Linked DNA regions of Homo sapiens: region 1 is linked to region 2. A link is an interaction called in ENCODE POLR2A ChIA-PET data of the cell type or tissue named here. Cell type or tissue: HepG2. All regions are shown on one strand. Links, peaks and the distances in the headings refer to the core of each region. The heading gives the core; the rest is flanking DNA. Region 1 overlaps SEPTIN9 (septin 9). Region 2 has its middle 120 kb from the start of MIR4316.

Region 1 (8,866 bases), core at 6,188-8,687, 59 kb after region 2:
CCGGAAGGGTCTCACTCAACTCATCCCCAAGGTCTCTGGGCAGAAGGGACAAGGGAAAACCTGCCTCCCAAACACCCCACTCGGCACCCCACTCCCCGGATGCAAGATGCAGCTGTGCATAGCGGCAGCAGTGAGGACCCTGGCCTGGCAGGCCCCCACATCCCTTGCTGAGGGCTCCAGGGGCCAGGGCTGCTCAACAGGACCAAGAGGAAATGACCACAGGAGCCCCCAGCTGCTGGGGGTGGCCCCCGCGGTTTCCTGGGCCATTTCTGGTGAACCCACTCCAAATCTGGAAGAGGCCCAAGCCCTCTCGCTCCCCGTATCCCAAACCCCAGCCACGCCAGCCAGGAGCCTTGGGGGATGAGAAAAAATTCAATTAAGCCCCACTGTGCTGGGTGACATAGGACCCAGAAGGAGAGGGGCCCCTGGACTGCTCAAGTTTAATGATAACTTCAGCAGCTGGGTCCCCAAGTTAATTAGCTCTTTCCTCCCCAGCAGTCCTCGGGGAGCACCACGGTGAGCTGTGAGGAGCCAGCCCAGCACGGCACACACAACGTAGGGGCCTTCCCGCACTCCCACTCCACAAACACCAGGGCCCCTCGGGGGACCAGCCTCCCATCCCTGAGTCATTTCTCCCCCACCGCTCTCTCAACAAGGAACAGAGAAGGAGCTTCTACTGCTTAACCAGATGTAGAAACTGACGCACGCACAGAGAGGTCACGTGTGATATGGTTTGGACGTTGTCCCCTCCAAATCTCATGCTGAAATGTGATCCCTGATGTTGGAGGTAAGGCCTGGGGGGGGTGGGGCTTGGGTCATGGGGGTGGATCCCTCATGGATGGTTTGGTGCCCTCCCCACGGTCACAAAGTCCGGGAGATCTGATTGCTATAGAGTCTGGGAGGGCTGGGTGAGGTGGCTCACACCTGTAATCCCAGCACTTTGGGAGGCCAAGGTGGGTGGATCACAAGGTTAGGAGTTTGGGACCAGCCCGACCAACATGGTGAAACCCCATCTCTAGTAAAAATACAAAAAAATTAGCCGGGCGCGGTGGCATGCGCCTGTAATCCCAGCTACTCAGGAGGCTGAGGTTGCAGTGAGCCGAGGATTGTGCCACTGCACTCCAGCCTGGCTGACACAGCGAGACTCCATTTCAAAAAAAAAAAGAGTCTGGGAGTTCTCTCTCTCGCCATGTGACGTGCCAGCTCCCCCTTCACCTTCTACCATGAGGAAAAGCTTCCTGGGGCCTCCCCAGAAGCCAAGCAGATGCTGGCACCACTTGTACAGCCTGCAGAACCGTGAGTCAAATAACCCCCCAGCCTCGGCTATTCCTTATAGCAACTCAAAATGGACGAACACAATGTATTAGTTTCTCTTTCTGGACCCCACAGTGTGCCTGGCTGGGGCTGTGCTCTGGGGAAATGGCAACTGCGAGGTCCTCACAGACCGGGCCCGGGTCTTAACCACAGCCGCATCTCAGCGCCTTGATATTGCTGAGTGGATGCCCAAAAAGCACTGCTGGGTGAATGTGCGAGTGAATGATGAAGATGGAGGTGGCTGTTGGTGCCAGGGCAAGGCCCCAGGAGTCTGGGGAGGTGGCACCAGGCAGTTCAGGTCAACGGCTAACCCTGGACAGGGCCAGGAGGCAGCCAGAATGGTTAAGGACAGCTAAGGGACTTTAGGCAAGTGGTCTCACTCTTCCCAGGCGGGCAGGAAGCAGGAATCAGACCAAGGGGTGCCAGGTGGTAGTGGCACTCAGGGGGCCTGAGGAGCAGGTGCAGGCTCAGCAGGGCTGGTGGTGCCACGTGTGGGGCCGACCGTGGCCCCGTTCACTGCCTCCACCTCCTGGACGCATGGGCCCATGGCCCCCAAGGCCCTCCTCTGTCCCCACGCCCACCTTTCCAGGCTCCACTTCCAGACGCCAAGCCATTTTCTCACTCCCATCTCTCCCGTTGCCCCTATATCTGAGCTGACCTCCTCCCTGAGCTCTGGTGAAATTCTAGAGAGCCCAGAGGTGCAGCTCACACTCCTGCGCCACAAGGCCTTTGCAGTCTCCACCTTCCTGGGACACTCCATCTTAGAGCTGGGTGTGTACTTATCTCACTGGATCAGAAACTTCAGGAATGCCCATCTTGCATGCTCCTGCTCCCCACTTCCCGCCCGCCACTCAGCCCGTGGCTGCCATGTGGTTGGGCCTTGGCAGCCACCGCAGCTGGTAACACACAATTAGCACTTCTGTGTCCAGGTTCCGTGCTGAGCCTCTTCAGTTTCATCCCCGTTTGTCCTCAAAATGGTCCCTGACATGGTAACCATCATTATCCATTTTTCAGACAAAAGACCATAGCTCTAGGAGAGGAGGAATGGCAGGTCTGAGGCCACGTGGTTCGTAACAGGCAAATGGACCCGGCAGTCACTCTACCCTCGAGTGGGGCTCCTCCCTGTCTGCAGACCTCGCTGAGGTTTTAGAGCCTGGAGCCAGTGAGTCTCCACTGAGCACAAGGACAGCGGCGGTGCCGGGGCTGGAACAAGGCAGGGAGGGGCCTCCCAAATCACAGTCCTGGCTGTGGACCCACCTTGGGACCCCGCCCTGGCTGGGAACCTTGCTCCAGCCCACCCGGGACACCTTCCCACCCTGAGTCCTGCACTGGGCTGTGCACGGGGTCTGCTGAATGAGTGAGGGCAGGAGGGATGGTGAGCAGGGTGGAAAGCGACTATGGTGGGTAGGCTTCTGCTGGAAGCTTGAAACATTCCTGGCGAGCAGGAAAATACCAGGGGAAGAGGTTACAGCCCTCAGAAGGGCTCGCTGGGGACTGTCCTGCAGCCCTCTCATCGGGACAGGCAGAAAATCCAGCCCCCCTTCAGGGTGAGTCCAGGAAGCCTGTGGGGGCACAGGCTCTAGCTAGGGTGGCGCGTGGGTTTACCCAGGGGACGCTGCCGTGGCCCAGAGTTAGGTTAAACCTCATGTATTCTGTAAATAATTATTTATAATAAACAAGGCTTATTCACCCTCTAAGAAGAGTAAAACATTACAGGAGGCACTTTCTCACCAACTAAACACGTCATAGTGACTTCACTGCGTCACTGAGGGAGGGCACCAGGGTGCCCGGTCCAGAGTAAACTGTGGCCAGGGGGACGGGCACACTGCCAAATCGGCCAGACCTCCACCCCTGAAAATGTGGGCTAAATTCTCTTCAACAAGTTACAAGGAAATTCAGTGTGAACCCCATGTTTCCACCACTATCGGCTGTTCTGGAAGACTGGGAGGAGGGGTCTTGCCTTTTCTCCACTCTTGGTCACAGGGTTTGAGGCCACAACTTGGACTGGGACCCCAATCTCCTTCCTGGGGAAGAGGCTCATTCAGGGTGTCTGCCAAGGCCCAGCGCATAAACACGGAACTCGCTTAACGTCTGCTCCGGCACCTCTGGGCCTCCCACACTGGGTTCCCCTATCTGACCCCTCAAGCAGTGAGAGTGATGGGACATGGGGCGCCTCTAGGGGAGACTTGGGGAGATGGAGCAAGCTTCCCAGCCCAAGGTGAGGTCCCGAGGCATGGTCCATGCAGTGATGCTTCTCACGGGAGGCCTGAGGCATGACCAGGAGCTTGGAGACTCAGCAGAGGTCTGGGCATGGGACTCTCGGTACGCAGCCAGAGCGAGGGCCGAGGCTGTATGGATGCAAGCAGGTGACCCTGTGCCATCGGGTGCCATCTGTGCCGGGCCCTGTGCAGCCGTCCCCATCTCACTGAGCTTCAGGGAGGTGAGGCAACCATCCCAGGCACACAGCCCCGGGGGCAAAGGCTGGACCCAGGTGTGTCTGATTCCAGAATTCAAGAAGACAAGTAGAGGAGTCTGAGTCCCCTGAGACCGCAGTGATGGCTTAGTGCCTCAGGATGGCCAGGCTGGCTCCTGCAGCTTTAGTCAACCGTGCCCTCCTTCAGTCATCCAGGGTCCCAGCGCTGGTCCCTGAGACCTGGTACTGGCCATAGGGGCCCATCTCTGGCTGTGGACATCTAGTGCTGGTCACTGGGATCTGGTATTGGCCGTGGGGACTTGTCCTTGGCTGTGGGGACCCAGCGCTGGTCCCTGAGACCTGGTACTGGCCATGGGGACCCGTCCCTGGCTGTGGGTACCCGGTGCTGGTCCCTGAGATCTGGTACTGGCCATGGGGGCCCGTCCCTGGCTGTGGGTACCCGGTGCTGGTCCCTGAGACCTGGTACTGGCCATGGAGGCCTGTCCCTGGCTGTGGGTACCCGGTGCTGGTCCCTGAGATCTGGTACTGGCCGTGGGGGCCCATCCCTGGCTGCAGGGACTCAGTATTGTCTATGGGGTCTGTCCCTGGCTTCGGGGAGCCAGTAGTGCCTGTGGGGCCCATACCTGGTGGTGGGGACCTGGTGCTGGAGGATCCTGACAGCAAAACCACAGAGGCGACAGGTAACAGCAATCCATTAGCACAGCGTGTGGCCTGCCCTAGCCACGGCACCTTCCTCCACTCTGTGCCCTCTCACCACAAAGCCTAGTGCAGGTAACGAAGCCAAGAGGTGGAGAACCCGCAGGAGGACGCACACCACACCTGCTCCTCGTGTGGCGTCCCTGCACCCTGGGTGGCTGAGACCCCCTGCTCCTCCTCCAGGCCTCTCCGTGCCAGGTCTGCGCTGTTCTCCCTGGCCTCGGCTCCCACCCACCCGGCCCCCCAGCTACAGACAGCAGCGATTCTCCCTCCCACTCAATGGGGCCACTGTCCAGCCCATCATTAGTCTTCAGGGCTGGCAGATGACACCGGCCACGGGCAGTGTTTCCTCCGGCCCCAGCACACAAGGCACAAAAGACACCATCCTGCCCCAAGACCCTCCTAGTCACGTGGCGCATGGGAAGCGGTGCCGGGAATCTTCCAGGGCAGTCCCCTGCCCCGGGGGAGATCGTGTTCAAATCCCCGAGGAAATGCTGCTCTTTGGCCCTTTTTCTGAAAAACCCCCCAAGGAGACCTTGTGCGGAGCGTGCAGGGAGAATGGAGATTCTTGTGAGACTGTCTCGGGATAGCCTCACAGAAACCACAAACTATTTGGATAAAAGTTGAAAATCTGCGGTCACACAATGCTGACCATTCATTCAAACACTCGTTGAGCAAGCACCTATGACGTCTGGGAACTCAGGACGTGGATCGACAAGACACAATCCTCATGTCCGTTCTAGTGACAGAGAGAGAGACGGCACCATCAACCCCGCCCGCTGGGGGCCCCCTTGGAGGGGGCGTGCAGGTTCAGGGCTGAATCTGCCCAGTGGATGTGCCACCCACGTCTGCGTACCTCCTGGTCCTGTGGTGGCCCCTGGAACAAAGGCTGAGAGATAAAAGACAAGGATCTGGGGGAGGGAGGACGTCCATGCACATTCCACTGGGGACACCAGCAAGGATGACTGTTCAGTGACCATTCAGTGACCGAGTCACCTGGTGCTTGGAGCCTGGCACCCACAGAGCAGGGCGGGGGCAGCAGGCCCTGCCGGGGGCACAGGCCTGAGAAGGGAGTGCTGCCAGCCAGGCTCGACGGGACAGAGAGCGAAGGGCCCCCTTCCTGAAGGCCATGCAGAGGCCGGAGGTCAATGTCAGCAACTCCATCAACGTCAGTCCCCTGAGACCGACCCAGAGTTGGGGTTCCAAGAGCAGTCTTGGGCGCTCAGGAGCCAAGATCTCACAGAGGGTGTTCCCCACCCTTAGCTTAGGGAAAGTGACAAATCTGGAGTGCTTCTGCCCATGGTCCAACTACTGAACCCAAATGAATGCATTGACAAATCGCATTTAGTGTTATTTATAGGGAAAAGGGAGGGAAAAAAAAAAAAGAAAGAGAGCCAATCGCGTTTAGGCCGGCCGGCCAGGGGGAGGACAGATGGGCCATCACCTCTGCCACTTTTCAGGCCCTTTGCACTGACCCCCCACCCCCAGCAAAACCAAGGCCCAGCCCCTTCCCGCAGCCCCGGAGTCGGCTGGGATGAAGCAACTCCTGCAGGCAGATCATTAGGTCTACTGTGATGGTTCCAGCAGGGAACCCAGCTCAGGCCACAGCAGCTCAGGCGCCTGCAGAAGGCCCAGACCTCTGGGTGTTAAGCTCTCTCTTCCTGCACCCGCTCCGGGGCCCGGTGGGGTGGGCAGTGTGCGATTCCCAGGGTTGATGAAAGAGAGGAGGAAGAGGCTGAGCGGCGGCGAGTTTGAACAGCCAACTCTGGGAGGGGCTGAGGTGGGGAAGGTTCCCACTGCTGCTCTACAGGCCCCGGAGCAAGGCTCCCATGATTCCACCAGCAGCTGGGCAGGCACAGGCCCAGGTGCTGAGTGTGCCAGGATCTCCGCTGCTTCCTGGGTGGGGGCGAGAGGGACCCTCATGGGCCTGTAATTAGACCCGCGCCTTCCCAGCCAATTCCTCATCAAACAAACTCACACGTACAGCGGACTGGGCATGGCCGCCACCCTCGGGAGCCCTCCTGGGAAAGCTTCCCAAGGCTCTGCTGAGCTCCGGGAACAGGTCCCTACCTGTCCGGGAACCGGGCTGGCACTCAATAAACAAATCAAAGCTCGGCGCCGGAAGGCAGAACTCTGGGACTAGAGTCCCAGCCAAGGGCCACAAGTCCCTCAGGAAGCCTCTTCCCCAAAGAGTGGCTGTGGGACGCTGGGAGCCTCCAGGGTGGTCAGCCTCCAGGTCTTCCCAAAGCCCAGGTGGTATCGATGCTCTGTGTTAAGGTGAGGGCTGCAGAGAGGGGCCGGCGGGGAGGAGCCCCCACAGCTTACCCTGGCCATTGACCCTACTCTCAAGCATTGAAATAAAGCCCTCTTCCCACACTCCCGGCCAGGGAGAGAGGGCGGAAGCCCTAAACATCCGGGGTGTATGGGAAAGGCTTACATGTACAGAAGAACCAGATAACGGAAGCTGCTGGTGGTGGTGACAGGCTTCTTAAAGGGGCCTTGAGACCTTTGACACCGGCAGGGAAGCCACACACTGCACCAGGCCTGGGGGCAGGGAGAAGGGGCTCCTAAGGACGGGGTTGTCCCCTCCTGTGGAAGTGCCTCGCATTGTCTGATAAGAGCAGCTTGGACCAGCCGTGGCACAACAGGAAGTTGGGAGAATACGGTGGCCCAGGAGGCTGGCCAGGGCTGGGGAGTGGTCAACCCAGAGACTCTGGTTGCCCAAGTGGGTCTAGGGCTTCCGGGGTGAAAGTCCTTGTGGAGCACAGTGGACCCAGTGTTCGGAGGACAGATCCCAGGCCCAGATAAGGCTTTTTTTTTTTTTTTTTGAGACAGAGTTTCACTCTTGTTGCCCAGACTGGAGTGCAGTAGCACAATCTCAGCTCACTGCAACCTCCACCTCCCAGGTTCAAGTGATTCTCCTGTCTCAGCCTCCCGAGTAGCTGCCATTACAGGCACGCGCCACCATGCCCGGATTAGCCAGTATTTTTAGTAGAGACAGGGTTTCACCATGTTGGCCAGGCTGGTCTCGAACTCTTGACCTCAGGTGATCTGCCTGCCTTGGCCTCCTGAAGTGTTGGGATTACAGGCATGAGCCACTGCGCCCGGCCAACAAGGCCATTTTTGACATGGAATGCTGGTCTGACCACAGTGCTTGATGGCTTCTGCCTGCAACTATGCCCCCGCCTTCCATTAAAGCAGGGCTCTCAGGGCAGAAGTCGCATCTTCTCATCCCAGAGTGCCCCACGCCACCCCCCAGGCGCACACAGTGGGTCCTCCCCACCGCAGCTGAATTGGCCCCATCACCATCACAATGACAGCCTACAGGGGCGGGGGCTAGTGGGAACACAAAGTGGCCAATGCAATAGTGTCTCAGCCACCCCGACACAGAAATGGCCAGGGGACAGAAGGGGCAAGCTGGGAGTCAGCAGCAACTCAGGTCTCCAGAGACGAGCATTAAAAAAGGCGAGCCACACCACAGGCCTTCCTTGACCACATCTCAGCCTAAAAGAGACCCAAGGAGAAACAAGAATCCCACCTTTCCAACAAGGACTCGTATACTAGATGCTAAGCAAACACCTTCTTCCTTTTCCTGAAAAGGAGCTCCTGGGGCTGCCGGGGGAGTTGGCCAAAGAGAATGACATTCATGGAAACACACGTGGCCCCATTAAGTTTCAAGGCAAGGTGGCAATGAATGGAGGAGGAAAACCCACAGCATTATTAGGGAATGGGGCCTTTTTCTGCTTCCTCCTCTTCCAACGGGTTTTCTCATGTGGGATCCAAACCAAATTCCAACTCCATCCTGATCCAGCAGGTGCTGTCTCCACAGCCCCGAACAGACCTGCCAGAAAACCACTGCTCAACCTGCTTCCGGGTGGCATATTTTTCTCCAGGAAAGGAATTACAAACTTATCTTAGATGAGCAGAGAGCTGTTCCCCAAACCTCTGACCAAAACACAGCAGATTTCACATGAAAAAGCAAAGAGAGAGGGGCCAGGGATGAAGTGCAGCAGGCTGGAGGCTGAGTCAGTCCCCAGAGTCACTGGGACGGCGTTTCAGGAGCAGATGGCATTGCCTACAAAGCTCCTCGCCCCTCCCTGCTTTGAGGCCGGGGACCACCCCGTTGGCTGCATGATTTAGTCTCTGGGGTTCTCCCAGCATGAAAAGACCCTCTGAAAGCAGGTCCGTTAGGGAGATCCCTCAGCCCCTGCTCACTGACATGCCTCTGCATGGCCGACACGCAGCATGCCATTGTAGAGAAGCAAAGCACACGCAGACCAGCCCCGCCAGCAGCACCCTCCCTCCCCGCTCCTCCCAGGAACGCCCTGCACATATCCAACACATCCAGGAATCCAGAGCTGCGCTGTAGCAGCAGCTCCCTGGATCCCAGTGCCGGCGCCGCGGGGAGCTTCGGTTACGGCA
Region 2 (15,698 bases), core at 7,252-9,751:
CACACCTGTAATCCCAGCTACTTGGGAGGCTGAGGCACAAGAATCAATTGAATCCAGGAGGCAGAAGCGGCAGTGAGCCAAGATCCCACCACTGCATTCCAGCCTGGGTGACAGAGTGAGACCCTGTCAAAAAAAAAAAAAAAGCCCTTTTGGCTTGGAACACCCAGAGTGTGCTTCCTGGTCTTGTTTCTGACTTTAAAGAGACAGTCTTTATCATTTCATCACTAAGTACAATGCTTGCTATGAGTTTTTGGTAGACAACCATGATTACTAGATGAAGTTATTATTATTATTCACAAGTGACCATTAAATTTTAATCCTGTACCTTTTCCATGTGTGTTGAGATTGTCCAGTCACCAGTCATCTGGTTTTTAACCTTAATCTGTTGGAGGCACTTCTGACTATGTTGGCATGAAAAGGTTGGTGAATTCTCTCCACAAAAAAACAAGTACGAAATGGACAAAATTAAAAATCAACCACCTTTGGGGGCTAGTCAACCAAAGACAGACAATGAGTTGAGAAGCTTCCATTATTGAGAAGCTGCAGAGCTTTTGGCAAGAGTAGTAAAGGTCTGTGGTCTTCTTGTTTAGGGATGCTCTATCCTCCCCAAGCTGGATCAGCAAGAACAGTTATGGTAAGTTTGGGGTAAGCAGCAAACCAGTCAGGAATTTCATGGCTAGGCACGGTGGCTCACGCCTGTAATCCCAGCACTTTGGGGGGCCGAGGTGGGCGGATCACAAGGTCAGGAGTTTGAGACCAGCTTGGCCAACATGGTGAAAACCCATCTCTACTAAAAACAAACAAAAATTAGCTGGGCATGGTGGCGTGCACCTGTAATCCCAGCTACTCAGGAGGCTGAGGCAGGAGAATCACTTGAACCCGGGAGGCGGAGCTGGCAGTGAGCCGAGGTAGGGCCACTGCACTCCAGCCTGGGCGACAGAGCAAGACTCCATCTCAAAAAAAAAAAGAAAAAAAGAAAAAAAAGAAATTTCACAGGGAGAACCTAGGAATAAGAGAGTACTGGAAAGGCTGAAACAAACTTTCCACAAACACCGCGCTGACTGGGAAACTATGAGCCTCCTCGGGGCGGGCCTGAACCAGCCCAGCACAGAGTGGAGGCCAAGGGATACTCGGCTTCAAATGCACTCCCAAATCCACACACACACAGAGCAGCGAGGAAAGAAGGCTTAGGTAGGGCCTAGGCGTTTGGGCACAAACTGTGCCTGAATTATTGGCTGATCACTAGGCAATGCAGACTCAAGGATAATTCCTGGGAAGGCAGGCTGAAAGATAAAAAATCTGAGCAAAGCTATCAGCAGACACATACCACAAGGGGGACATCCCCCAGTGTAAGTCCAGGAAAGGAAAAAAAAAAAACTCAGAAAAATAAATGGAATCCAGGCCAGGCGCAGTGGCTCACACTTATAATCCCAACACTTTGGGAGGCTGAGGTATATGGATCACTTGAGGTCAGGAGATCAAGACCAGCCTGGCCAACATAGGGAAACTCCATCTCTACTAAAAATACAAAAAAAAATGGCTGGGCATGGTGGTGAACACCTGTAGTCCCAGCTACTTGGGAGGCTGAGGCTGGAGAATTGCTTAAGCCCAGGAGGTGGAGGTTGCAGTGAGCCGAGATCATGCCATTGCACCCCAGCCTGGGCAGAAAAGTGAAACCCTGTCTCAAAAAAATAAATAAAAATAAATGGAATCCAGAGCTACTGCATTATAATATTTAAAATGTCTAGTTTTTGACCAAAAACTATGAGATATGAAAATAAACAGGGACATGTAACCCATATCTGGAAAAAAAAAAAAAAAGCAGTCAATAGAAATGGATTCTCTGAGTGAGCCCTGATGTTGGATTTAGCAAAGATTTTAAAGTAGGTACTAGAAATATGTTCAAAGAACTAAAGAACTTAGATGCTGTTAAAATGACAAGTTGGGCCAGGCACGGTGGCTCACACCTGTAATCCCAGCACTTTGGGAGGCTGAGGTGGTCAGATCATTTGAGCCCAGGAGTCAAGACCAGTCTCTAGCAACATGGCAAAACCTCGTGTCTACAAATACACAAATTTGGCCAGGTGTGGTGACCCACGCCTGTAGTCCCAGCTACTCAGGATGCAGAGGTGGGAGAATCACTTCAGCTCAAGAGGTCAAGGCTGCAGTGAGCCAAGATCACACCACTGTGCTCCAACCTAGGTAACAGGGTGAGACTGTCTCAAAAAAAAAAAAAAGAAAAAAAGAAAAAATATATATATATATTTCCCCCCACATATACATATATACTTGTTATAACAATAAAAATGAGTTATTTAAATTTTCTTATTAAAAATCAGATAGAAGCATATGTTGTTTACAAGAGACACACCCGAAAGAAATTCAGTATTAAAGAGATACGCAAATGAGGCAATGATAGCTAAAGGGTACAAAATCTCAGTTAGACAGAAAGGATATGGGGGAGGGCTTTTTGAGATCTATTGAATAGCATGGTGAATATAGTTAATAATGGCATATTCTACATTTCAACATTGCTAAGAGAGTAAATTTTAAATGTGCTCACCACAAAAAATATTAAGTATTTGAAGTGACTGGTATATTAACTAACATGATTTAATTATTCCACATGGCATTCATGAATTATTTTGTATAGAAATCTTTACCCCATAATATACACAATTATAAATTATCAATTTATAATTTTAAAATATTAGAGCTTAAAAATTAAAACGCCAGCAAAAATTATTAGGTAAATGCAAGAAAACAGAAAACAGAGATAAAAATCTTATTAAGCATCACAGAATCAAAAGCAGAAGATATTAAAATGAATGGAGTTATTTTATATTAAGGGCAGAATCCACAATGAAAACATAACATAAAATATAATTTGTCTCAAAAGATATTTTGAAATGGTCAAAATGCAAAACAGCATTACCTCTGCAGCACAACAGTGACAGCCACTCTCAGTCTTTGATAGTCAAGTGGACAAAATATAGACCAATTATTTTAATAATATAATTCATAAGGTTGAACAACTTTCTACCTGTATCTATAAACAGATAAAAAGGTAGGTTGTGATAGCCGGCCTCCAGGATGATCCCCAGTGACCTTCACCTCTTAGTATTCACGCACCTGTGTAGTCTGCTCCCACGCTGTACTGGGGTTGGTCTGTGTAACCAATAGAATATGCAGGAATGATGGTATGTCACTTCCAAGGTTAGGTTATAAAAGACACTGCAGCTTCTCTTTCTTTCTTTCTCTTGGATCATTCATTCTTGAAGAAGCCAGTTATGATGTGAAGAGAGGCTCACATGGCAAGGACTGAAGCCTCCTGCCAACAGCCACACATATGAGTCACCTTGGAAGCAGATCTTCCTGCACCAGTCAAATCTTCGGATGACTGCAGCCCCAGCCTCCACCTCGACCACCTCATGAGAGACGCTGAGTCAGAGCCATCCAGTTAAGCTGCTTCTGAGCTCCTGACCCACATCAACTGTGAGATTAGAAATGTCTGTTGTTAATCAAAACCGCAATGAGATACCATCTTACACCAGTTAGAATGGCTGTTACTAAAAAGTCGAAAAACAGCTGATGCTCGTGAGGCTGCAGAGAAAAGGGAACACTTAGACACTGTTGGTGGGAGTGTAAATTAATGCAACCATTGTGGAAAGCAGTGTGGTGATTCCTCAAAGGGCTAAAAACAGAACTACCATTCAACCCAGCAATCCCATTACAAGGTATATACCCAAAGGAATATAAATCATTGTACCCTAAAGACGCACGCATGCAAATGTTCATTGCAGCACTATTCACAGTAGCAGAGACGTGGAGTCAACCTAAATGTTCATCAATGACAGATTGGATGAAGAAAATGTGGTACAGATACACCATGGAATGCTATGCAGCCATAAAAAAAGAATGCGATCGTGTCTTTTGTGGGAGCATGAATGGAGCTGGAGGCCATTATCCTTAGCAAACTAATGTAGGAACAGAAAACCAAATACCTCTTGTTGTCACTTATTAGTGGGAGCTAAATGATGAGAACTCATGGACACAAAGAGGGGAATAGCAGACACTGGAACCTACTTGAGGATGAAGGGTGGGAGGAGGGAGAGGAGCAGAAAAAAGTGACTATTGGGCAGTAGGCTTAGTACCTGGGTGATGAAATAATCTGTACGACAACCCCCCATGACATGAGTTTACTTACATAACAAACCTGCACACATAACCCTGAACCTAAAATAAAAGTTAAGAAAAAACAAAGAAATGTTTGTTGTTTTGGCTGTTATGTGCTGAATGCAGCAATAGGTAACTAATATATAGATAGATGGATAGAAAGATTTTACACTTACATCCTACTGCTGTAATAGCTATAATATGCCATCTTTTCAAACATCAATGGAACAGTTACAAAACTGATTATACGTTGAATCACAGCTTCTTTCTTTCTTTCTTTGTCTTCTTTCTTTGTCTTTCTCTTTCTTCTTCTTTTTTTTTAGAGGGAGTTTTGCTCTTGTTACCCAGGCTGGAGTGCAGTGGCACGATCTCAGCTCACTGCAACCTCCACGTCCCGAGTTCAAGCAATTCTCCTGCCTCAGTCTCCCAAGTAGCTGGGATTACAGACATGCACCACCACGCCAGGCTAATTTTGTATTTTTGGTAGAGATGGTGTTTCTCCATGTTGGTCAGGCTGGTCTCGAACTCCCGACCTCAGGTGATCCACCCACCTTGGCCTCCCAAAGTGCTGGGGTTACAGGCCTGAGCCACTGTGCCCAGCCAGCATTTTTATTTCTAACCACTTTCTTTTCTATCTGTACACAGCTAAAATTTGATAAATGTATAGATCCAGGTCAAAAAATGAAAATTACTGGGCAGAACCTGAGATGTAGGCCTTAGGGTCTGTCTGAAAGTCAGAATCATAACATCTGGCTCTAATACCTGATAGTGGTTTTATGGATTTTTTTCCCTCATTAAATATATCTATTTTTAAAAAAGATACACTTGATTTTGTATTACTGCTGACATGGCCTAAATACATTGAACACATAAAATCCTTTAACACTTTTCATTCTTGCTGCATTTGGGTTTTCCACACAAGGAACAAGGACACAAATAAGAGATCATTATATTTGCCTTAGTCTGACAGTGGCAAAGTAGGGTGGTAGGGGCTGTCTTTGCTTGCTGAAGCAAGCAATATGTATTTAAAGATACATGGGACCCAGGCACCAAGCTCCTTCCAGGAGGAGAGGCAAATACACCCTGTTCATGTGGTCCAGGAACACAAAACAGAGTCAAGCTTTTAGTAGCAAATGTTATTTGGCTGTATGAATTTTTGACAATTAAATACCCATTACACGCAAGTCGCTGGCCTTGTGATGTGGTTTGGCTGTGTCCCCACCCAAATCTCATCTTGAATTGTAGCTCCCATAATCCCCACGTGTTGTGGGAGGGACCCGGTGGGAGGTAATTGAATCATGGGGGTGGGATATTCCTGTGCTGTTCTCATGATAGTAAGTCTCAGGATATCAGATATCATGATATCTGCACACACTATCTTGCCTGCTGCCATGTGAGATGTGCGTTTGCTCCTCCTTTGCCTTCTTCCATGATTGTGAGGTCTCCCCAGCCACGTGGAACTGTGAGTCCATTAAACCTCTTTGTCTTTCTAAATTACCCAGTTTTGGGTATTTCTTCATAGCAGTATTAAAATTGGACTAATATACCTTGATATTAAAAGGCTTATATGTAACGATTTTTAAAAATCCTCTCACCAACAGAGGACATTTTGAGGCCATCTGAATAAACCAAAACAACACATCTGTTAATCCAAGAACAGTCTGTTTTCTGTCTTGTTCTATAAAGCAGTGAGAGCACAGTCTACATTTCCTAACCACAATTGTTTAAAATAGGAAAAACAGAAATTAATGGTCAAGTTTTAACAAAGCCTAACAGAAACACTCAGTGGTTTGGAAATTTTAAAACCTTCTTTTAATAATGATTAAGTCAACAAAGAAATCAAAACCTATTGTAGATTATTTAGAAAATAATAGGATACAGTCACAGTTGAATTTAGACGTGAATTCAAAACTTTATTATTGTTAAGGAAAATAAGAAATAACAAGAAAGTATGTTAACTATAGTTTTAAAAATAAAGCAAGTTAGCAGAAATAAGTCCTAACATCAATCTCAATACTCACAAATAATGCGAATGGATTAAAACCCTCTGTAAAAAGATAGAGACATTCAGATTCTTTTTTCTTCTTTTACTGGTTAGTTTTTATCGAGGCAAAATTTGCCTGCAGTGAAATACACAGATCTTAAGTGTAAAATTCAATGAGTTGGTAAATGTGTAAATACATGCTACCAGAAAACCAATAGCCTATTTACATCATCCCAGGCCATTCACATTGAGTCTCCACCTCCCCATAGGCAACCAGAGTTCTGGTTTTTATCACTATGGATTAATTTTACCTCTTCTTTTTTTGATTATTTATTTATTTATTTATTTATTTATTTATTTATTTATTTATTTATTTTGAGACGGAGTCTTGCTCTGTTGCCCAGACCGGGGGAGTGCAATGGCACAGTCGCAGCTTGCTGCAACCCCCATCTCCTGGGTTTGAGCAATCCTCCTGCCTCAGCCTCCTGAGTAGCTGGGATTACAGGCACGTACTACCACACCTGGCTAATTTTTGTATTTTTAGTAGAGACGGGGTTTTACCATGTTGGCCAGGCTGGTCTTGAACTCCTGACCTCAAGTGATCCACCCGCCTCGGCCTCTCAAAATGCTGGGATTACAGGCATGAGCCACTGCACCTGGCCAGTTTTGCCTCTTCTTGCATTTCATTCTCCGTGGAATTAAATACTATGTGCCCTTTGCAATAGGCTTTTCTGTTCAACATAACATTTTAAAGAATGAAGCATGTTGTTACATGTACCAGTAGTTCATTTTTAATTGCTAAGTCAAATTCCATTGTATACATATATCAAAATTCTTCTATTGATGAACATCTGTGTGTTTTCCGGTTTGTCTCTATTTTAAATCCAGCTTTTATGAATAGAAGCATTCCAGCACAAGTCTCTGTGTGCTTTGTGGACCATTCTTTCCCACGCTTTGCCTCTCTCGCCTCTTTTTACCATCATAGCCTGGCTTCCAAATAGCTACTTCTCACAGCTCAGTCTGAGTTAGGTGCCACCCCCTGGTTTCCATCACCCTCTATGCCAGCTCTGTCATCACACCTAATATCTTGAGTGTAGTTATGATAGAGTCATCTGTCTTTCCAGACTACAAACTCCTGGACAGAGGTTGTCCTGTCCTTTATGACTTAGATTCCTGGTAGTGAGCCTAGAGTCTAGCACATAGAGGTTCTCAAAAAAAGAAAAAAAAATCTTAAATGAACAAATAGGTAACTGCACAAATAAAGACAGATGAGCAAAATTAACACTAGCACATTCAGGAAGCAGTGAGGAGACTGGCCTAATAGTAGAATGTAGAAAGGTGGGTAGATTACACCTCTCAGCAGATTTTAATCCATACTGATGACCAACCTAGAAGAGGAATTCAGAGCTTTGAAGACATGCACGATTACAAGGAGCAAGTTCAGTTTCCTTTCGGAGATGCTGAGCATTAAATTAAACTTTCTAATACCTGAAAAGCAGCCTCAACACGATCTGCACACTTCTTTGTGCTCTGCAGCTGACAGGGGATGGGGAGTGGCAAATATCGGCCTTTGGAGCATTAAAGAGGAAGCTATTAAGGCTGCATATTTTTTCAAAAAGAAAGAGTACAAAGAATTACAAGAAACCCCCTAAATTACAAGTGTGGGTTACAGTAATTGCTAAATTACAGAGCTCCAACTTTATTAGATACACACCCCCTCAGATTCTACAGTTTTCAAGGGCTGCCTTGAGCTGACAAAAGCTAGAAAGCTCTGTGGGAAGTGTGGCGGGGAGCTGAGCAGGTTAGCTAATGGGAGCCCCCTTTATGGGCGAGGCCAGGACACAGAAATCTGGACCAGGACCAATGAAGTTTTTGTTTTCTGGTGTTAAATTACCCTGGGGGGCAATACAGCCTGTGCTGGGGTTTGGAAGTAGGACTGGGATGTTAGCATTTTTTTCATATGTGGAAGCAGCAGTGGCCTATGGCCAATTGCTATGGAATCCTGAGAATTCTTTCAGGGTCTTTGAAGTGATTGGGTTCAGGCCCAGAATGCCCTTCATCAGGATAGTATCTGTTATTATTTTTACCATTCCCAGCTGAAAGCTTCAAGAATAAGATCTTTCATCCTCTGAAAGTTACCACCCATCTCTGCACTGTTGCAATATCCTGTTTAACAACACTCACCTTTATACACCATGTTTACATCCTCAAAGCCCTCTGACCTTTCTAATACAGGCACACATTACGTTTTTCATACTGTCCTCTTCTCTCTCAAACACTTACTTAAGGGAAAGACCTGATCCTACTTTCAAAACATTTGAAGTGAGTGGTTAAGTGACTTTAACTGAAGCTTCACTAAAGCCCAGATCCAAGTCAACTGCATATTAGATTGACTCAGTCCCTCACACTAATGGCCCAATAGAAGAAGGGTACATTCTTTTTCCAGGAGACATATACTTACTATAGGCACTACTTTTTAAAAAATATACTACATTTCAGACTAAAAAAATTGCAAGACATGCAAAGAAGCAGGGCAATGAGACTAATAATCAGGGGAAAAATTACCAATAGAAGTAGACCCACAGATGACTGAGTGTTGGAATTATTAGACAAGGACCTTAAATAAACTAAAATAGAGATGTTAAAAGATCTAGTGGGAAAGGTAGACAGCATGTGTGAACAGATGGGAAATTTCAGCACAGAAATGGAAACTATAAAATAACCAAATGGAAATTCTAGAGATGAAAACTGTAATATTAGATACAAAGAGTTTGTTTGATGGGTTTAACAGCAGATTGAACACAGTAGAAGAAAAGATCAATAAAACTGAAAGGATCTTAAAGACTAGTCAATAGAAATTATCCAAACTAAAATTCAAACAGAAAAATAATTAACAAAATAAAAATTTAAAAAAGAACAGAGTGTTGAAGAACTGTGGAAAAATATTAACATACATGAAATTGGAGCACCAGAAAGAGAAGAAAAGGAGCATAAGGCAGAGTAAATATTTGAGGAATAGTTGTTGAGAATTTTCCAAAATCTAAAAAGATCAGCCAATAGATCCAAGAAACTCAATGAATGCATACTGTATTAGTCCATTTTCACACTACTATAAAGAAGTATCTGAGGCAGGGCACGGTGGCTCACACCTGTAATCCCAGCACTTTGGGAGGCCAAGGTGGGTGGATCACGAGGTCAGGAGTTCAAGACCAGACCAACATGGTGAAACCCCATCTCTACTAAAAACTACAAAAATTAGCCAGGCGGGGTGGCATGTGCCTGTAATCCCAGCTACCCAGGAGGCCAAGGCAGGAGAATGCTTGAACCCAGGAGGCGGAGGTTACAGTGAGGTGAGATTGCGCCATTGCACTCCAGCCTGGACAACAGAGTGAGACTCTGTCTCAAAAAAAAAAAAATCTAAGATTGTGTAATTTATAAAGAATATAAAGGGCGTAACTGACACTCAGCACTGGCCCTGCCAACAAGGGTAGGTGCCCCTCCTCTGGGAACCTTCCCCGGTGGCCCCCATGTACCTCTGTCATGGCACTGGCTTCATTGTATTATGATGCTCTGTGTACATGTCTGTCCTCCCCACCCAACCGGCCGCCCACAGGTTCAGAGTCCTGACTTATTTGCCTGCTTTGTTCCTCCAGGGCCCAGCATGGTGCTGCCTCCGTGAATAGGTGCTCCACATTTAAAAATAGATGCTGTGGTTCATGGCCCAGGAGAGAGGTCCCAGTACACAGAGCCAGCCTTGAGCACTTCTTCAGTCTGAGGCAACAGGGAGCCTGCCACCCCCACCCCCACCCCTACTGTGGGCAGTGAAGTGCAGTGGATGCCACTGGACCACAGATCAGACAGTGTTTTACATCCTGACTCAGTCCCTCACCAGCTGTGCACCCTGGCCAAGCTCCTTGACCTCTCTGTACCTCAACTTCACCGTGATGGCACCTGCCCCGTGGGACTATTGTGAACATTCAGGGAGAAGCAGTGCAGGGAAGCCTCGTACTGAGGACATGCTCAGAAAGTTGCTACGTCCCAGGAGGAGGGGTGCCAGCCAGGCCTGGGCAGCAAACAGCCCAGCTTCTCCTTTGCTGTCAGCTCTGCCCTCCACTTGGCTGGTTTTTACTCCTTCTGATTCCAGAGCAGAGGAGCAAGATGAGGCCACAGCAGGGCCTTTTTCTTTATTTCAGTTTCAGGATGTTGTTGATGGTGATGATGGAGAAAATGACGATGATATTGATGGTTGTGGTGATAATCGTGATGATGATGGTGATGGTGATGATAATAATTATGGTGACATTGATGGTGCTAGGTAAGGCAGTAGGTACGTTACATGGATGGTAAGGTAGTAGTAGTGATGATGATGGTAATGGTGGTGATGGTGATGTTCATGGAGATGATGGTGATGGTGGTGATGATGGTGATGATCGTGATGCTAATGATGGTGGTGATGATGATGGTGATGGTGGTGATGATGATGGTGATGATGATGGTTGTGGTGATAATGATGGTGACAGAAATAATGATGGGATGATGGTGGTAATGGTAATCACAGTAGTGATGATACTGATGATGGTGATGGTGATGATGATAATGATGGGATGATGGTGATAATGATGGGATGATGGTAGTGGTGATGGTGATCATAGTAGTGATGATACTGATGAAGTGATGATAATGATAATGATGATAATGAGGGAGATGGTGATGATGGTAATGGTGATGATCATGGTGATGGTGATGATGATAATGGTAATAATAGTGACGGTGATGATGGTAATGGTAATGATGATGATGGTGATGGTGTTGATGATGGTGATGAGATGATAATGATGGTAGTGGTGATGATGGTGATAGTGAAAATGATAATGATGGGATAATGGTGGTGGTGATGGTGATCACAGTAGTAATGATATTGATGATGGTGATGGTGATGATCATGATAGTGATGCTGATAATGATGGTGATGATGGTAATGAAGGGATGATGGTAGTAATGATGGCGATCATAGTAGTGATGATACTGATGATGTGATGATAACAATGATGATGATGATGGAGATGGTGATGATGATGGTCATGGTGATGATGGTAGTGATGGTGATGGTGATAGTGATGATAATGATAGTGAGGGTGATGATGGTAATGTTGATAGTGATTACAGTGATGATGATGATGGTGATGATGATGGTGGCGGTGATGTCAATGGTGATAATGATGGCTCACATCTATGAAACACTCATTGGCTAGACACTATTGTAAGTGCCTCACATGAACTAACTCATTTAATCATAACAATCCTATGAATTGGGTACTGTTGTTACCATTTTATAGATGGAGAAACTGAGGCATGGACCCAGGTTAAGTCACCCATCTGAAGTCACTCAGCTGGTAAGTAGAAGAACCAGGATTCAAAACCAGCTCCAGAGAAAACTGCCCTTTGATGACCTTTGCAAATGAACACAGTCTAAGAGCTTACAAAGAAAATATGATGGAGAGAGGAGGATGCGCATTACCTAAAAGAAATCAGGCTTTAGGAAAGTACAGTGGAGATAAGAAAAACCCAGAGAGCCTGGAGCTGAAATTTTCTCCCCTGCTGATGCCACCTTGAAGGGTTGACTCACTGAGGGCTTAACTGCAGGCAGTTTGCAAATGGACAGTGTGTTTGTTTTTCCCCTTTAACCATTTTGATGTGTGTAGATGGATGTCCCTGGTTCCCATTCCTCAGTTTTGCAATGCTGATTTTGTAACTCTGCCTGTGCCAACAGAGGGGTCATCTCACAGCTGGGTGCCATGCAGTGGCAGTGGCAGCACCTCTCCACCCTCATCCAAGAGTGCAGCTAATCTCAACACCTCCCCACTCAGGGCTAAACCCACAAACACAAGGCACAGCCTGGTGGGCTGTTTTGGACCCTATGTCTTTCCCCACATCTTGTGCTGTGAGGGTGTGTGCATTTATCGGAATTCTCACATGCGCACTCATAAACACACTCATGCACACACATACCTCACTCTGAGACCCTACATGTCCCAGCATGATGCGTTGTGAGGTGGCCGTGCTTCAGTCCTGGCTGCCTTCCAGAGAAGGTGGGGGCATAGGAAGAGCTGTCCCCAAGCAGCACCCGAACATAAAGCTCCCGAAGGAGGAAGTCTGGAGTCCAGGTCACCTCCACACTCTCCACTGCATGACTTTGAACCTTCTTGACCTCTCTTTCCTCATCTGTGAAGTGGAGCAGCAGCCCCTGATGTGCCCTCTTCAGAGGGAACACAAGGATGAGAATCTGTGCCAAGCAAATGTCAGGGTTCATTGTTCTAGGACAGGGTCTTTCTGTCCCCTGACCCCACCCTGCCCCATTCCCAGGCTGCTGTGCAGGGACTGATGGTCCAGGCAAGTCTCCAAGGAAGAGGAGTAGGGAAGGGCAAGGGATGGGGGCTGGATGAGGAGAGGGGCTTCCTGCAGGATTCCTCAACTCCCCTGCAGGGCAGAATATAACTATTATTATTATATTATTGAAATGTCTGTCTTTTGAGCACTTTTCCCATGTAGACTGGACAGGGTCAGCCCGTTGCCCAGGCTGGAGTGCAGTGGTGTGGCCATATCTCACTGCAGCCTCGAACTCCTGGGCTCAAGTGATCCTCCTGTCTCAGCCCTCTGAGTGGCTGGGACCACAGTTGCGAGCCACCACGCCTGGTGATTCTTCTTGCAGAAGAATCAGAGCAGAGATCCAATTCCCTCCCTCCAGGGACACGGTGATGGGTGTATGCGGAGAGTGTGCCTTGGACCCTTAGATAAAGAGTAAAGATCCTTAGGTCCTGCTGAGCCCCTGTAATGGGTCATCCCTTGGGTTGAATCTGGGGCTCCACTCACCTGCCTGAGACTGGGTCCCCACCTCCCAGCTCATCTGCTGGGAGAGACTGCTGCTGGCTCCTCCGTGTGGCCGTTTCCTTCAGAGGACTTACATTTCCTTCTGGTCCCGGGCTCTGATGAAGTTATTAATCAGGGAGATGGAGGAGGCCGTGGCACTGCTCTACGTGCCAGGACTGGCTGATCAGGCCGATGCCGCCACCCCTGGTGCCCGAAGAGGAGGCGGTGAGCGTCCTGAGGAGCGTGCACAGCTCCCGTGCAGCGACCAGCCTCTGAGTAATTAGTTTGTAAATCAGGCAGATGGTTCAAGAACCACTCACTCTGGGCCGCTTTAATTATTTATACCCCTTTGTATTCTGATTATGCATAGCTGTCCTCTTTGAAAGGGAAGGAAGATGTTTTCTCTGATGGGCTCTCAGCATTGAATCAGCTGCAACTTCTCCGAATCCCAGTGGAATCTGAGGCTTGCCTGGAAGCAGCAGTGGGCGCCGTGGGGCAGGGCCCTGGACTGGACCCACGGAGAGCTGGCTGGGGGTGTCGAGGACTTTCTGCATCACATGTCTGTGGGAGCCGCCTCACCCTGTTAAAACCGGACGATGCTGCAGCGCCCTGCTGGGAGCAGAAGGCAGAGGGTGCAGCGGGGAGAGCCTCGGCTAAACACAAACCCGGGCTCCAGAGCCGCTCAGTGGACCCGGAAAAGGAGCAGGCGCGGCCCACCCTTCAGGGCTCTCGGGGGAGCTAATGTGATGGCGGATATAGAACCTGGTGCAGGTGGGCGCTGGCCCCACGGTGGCTCTTGGCTTGGGTCAGAATTCATCCCGCCCCGGGGGGCTCCTTCTTGCCTCTCTCCCCCACAGTGTTGAATGATGACTACATGCTGGTCCTCATCCCCATCTGTCAGATGAGCTCACTGAGGCTCCAACCGTTAACCCCAGGCCCAAGCACACACAGCAAAGCAGGCCTCTAGCCCAGCCCCTGGGCTCCGATCGCACGTTCTCTCCACCTGGCTGTGTCCCCGGGCCTGGGACTGACACCAGCCATCCCAGGGGCCCCTTGCATCTCCCTTCAGCCCCTCTCTCCCCTCACCTACCCCCACTCTGACCTCTGAGGGGTTCCTCAATAAGCGATCTGTGAGGAATGACCTCCTGGACTCTTTCACATGGACCCAAATTCAAGAAATGCCAAGCTGAGCCAGGTGCAGTGGCTCACGCCTGGAGTCCCAGCACTTTGGAAGGCCAAGGTGGGAGGATCACTTGAGGCCAGGAGTTTGAGACCAGCCTGAGCAACACAGAGAGACCCTACCTCTACTTTTAAAATTTGTTTATTTTTATTTTTTGAGACAGAGTTTCGCTCTTGTCGCCCAGGCTGCAGTACAGTAGCGTGATCTTGGCTCACTAAAATCTCTACCTTCTGGGTTCAAGTGATTCTCCTGCCTCAACCTCCTGAGTAGCTGGGATTACCTGGGATTGCAGGCGTGCACCACCATGCCCAGCTAATTTTGTATTTTTTTTAGTAGAGACGGGGTTTCACCATGTTGGCCAGGCTGGTCTCGAACTCCTGACCTCAGGTGATCCATCTGCCTCGGCCTCCCAAAGTGCTGGGAATATAGGCATGAGCCACTGTGCCCGGCCTACTTTTTTTTTTTTTTTTTTTTTTTTTAATTAGCCAGGCTTAGTGACTTACACATGTGGTCCCAGCTACTCGGAGAACTGAGGCAGCAGGATTGCTTGAGCTCAGGAGTTCAAGTCTGCAGTGAGCCATGATCGCACCACTGCACTCCAGCCTGGGCAACAGAGGGAGACCCTGTTGAGTCTACACGGGAAAAGTGCTCAAAAAAACGGATATTTCAATAAATAGGGTCAAGGAGTGACTTTGTGCCTGACCTTCTGAGCTCCAGGAGACCTTCGTGTATGTGACTCTGAGGGTTGGCAGGCAAGCTCTCGAAAGATGCTTTGCCCATCCATGGGCCTGAAGGCAGAGACCAGAGACTCGATGGGAAAGAGGGGAGGGCTGGGAGCGGGAAGGAGAAGGGGAAACCAGTCCTCGGCCTCCTCTTGTCTCTTCGTTTACAACAGACTATTCCACCATGGGCTTCTGAGCCATCCCAGTTGCTTCTTGCTCCTTCTAAGTGAGTTTGCCAAACACCAGGCACCTCTGTCATCTGGGAGGAGGGACAGGGACGGCCCAGCCAGTCGCCGCACGGACCCCCACCAGGCCTCCAACTGCAGCCCAGGTGACAAGAGTAAGAATTTAGAAATCATCATTTCATTCCATATGTTGACAGGATGGAGTACTGCATAGCTATTAAAATTATTTTTCAAAAAATAATTTCGATTATCAAGTGATATGCACAATCGGAGCTTAATTTTGGAAAAACAAAAAAAACCAAATGTTTGCAGAAGCGTTTTGTTTTAACTCCCACGCACAGGCAGGCTGACCGGCAGGGGTGGAGTTCCGTGCCTGTTGTTGCTCTTGCTCTTCTCTATTTTCCCAACATTCTACAATGGACAGGCATTGCTTCTATTATCAGAGAAAACCCAGAGCATTTAACTTTTTGCATTTTACTGAAGGCCAAGGCCTTCAGGAGGAGCAGGGAGCCTGGTGGTGTGGGGTTGGGTAGGCAGTCCCCAGAGGTCTGCAGCCCAGCCCCGCCTGGCCCAGCCTGGAATCA

What was found. Peaks named below come from ENCODE experiments on the same cell type or tissue, not always from the same donor. Only the 100,000 strongest peaks of a DNase experiment are listed, where the experiment ranks them.
Region 1: POLR2A ChIA-PET joins it to region 2 with 7 read pairs; 5 of 35 experiments call an interaction of 5 or more read pairs at or near these places.

Annotation. Positions count from the first base shown.
Region 1 is chr17:77,452,012-77,460,877 of GRCh38, reverse strand. All of the region lies in intron 3 of SEPTIN9 (septin 9), which reads right to left. It overlaps LOC105371903 (a long non-coding RNA gene), which reads left to right. Exons shown (of 3, transcript XR_934990.3): 1 at 1-31; 2 at 496-555; 3 at 657-4,340. Among named protein-coding and RNA genes, the nearest start is that of MIR4316, 59 kb to the right of the region's middle. RefSeq lists enhancers at 1-357, 358-971, 5,600-6,506, 6,840-7,179, 7,414-8,321 and 5 more. In HepG2, for the core only: no CTCF peak of the experiment used is centred there; a DNase peak (open chromatin) is centred at 7,157; H3K4me3 peaks cover 2,277 bases.
Region 2 is chr17:77,504,760-77,520,457 of GRCh38, reverse strand. No RefSeq gene overlaps it. Among named protein-coding and RNA genes, the nearest start is that of MIR4316, 120 kb to the right of the region's middle. In HepG2, for the core only: no CTCF peak of the experiment used is centred there; a DNase peak (open chromatin) is centred at 8,267; H3K4me3 peaks cover 565 bases.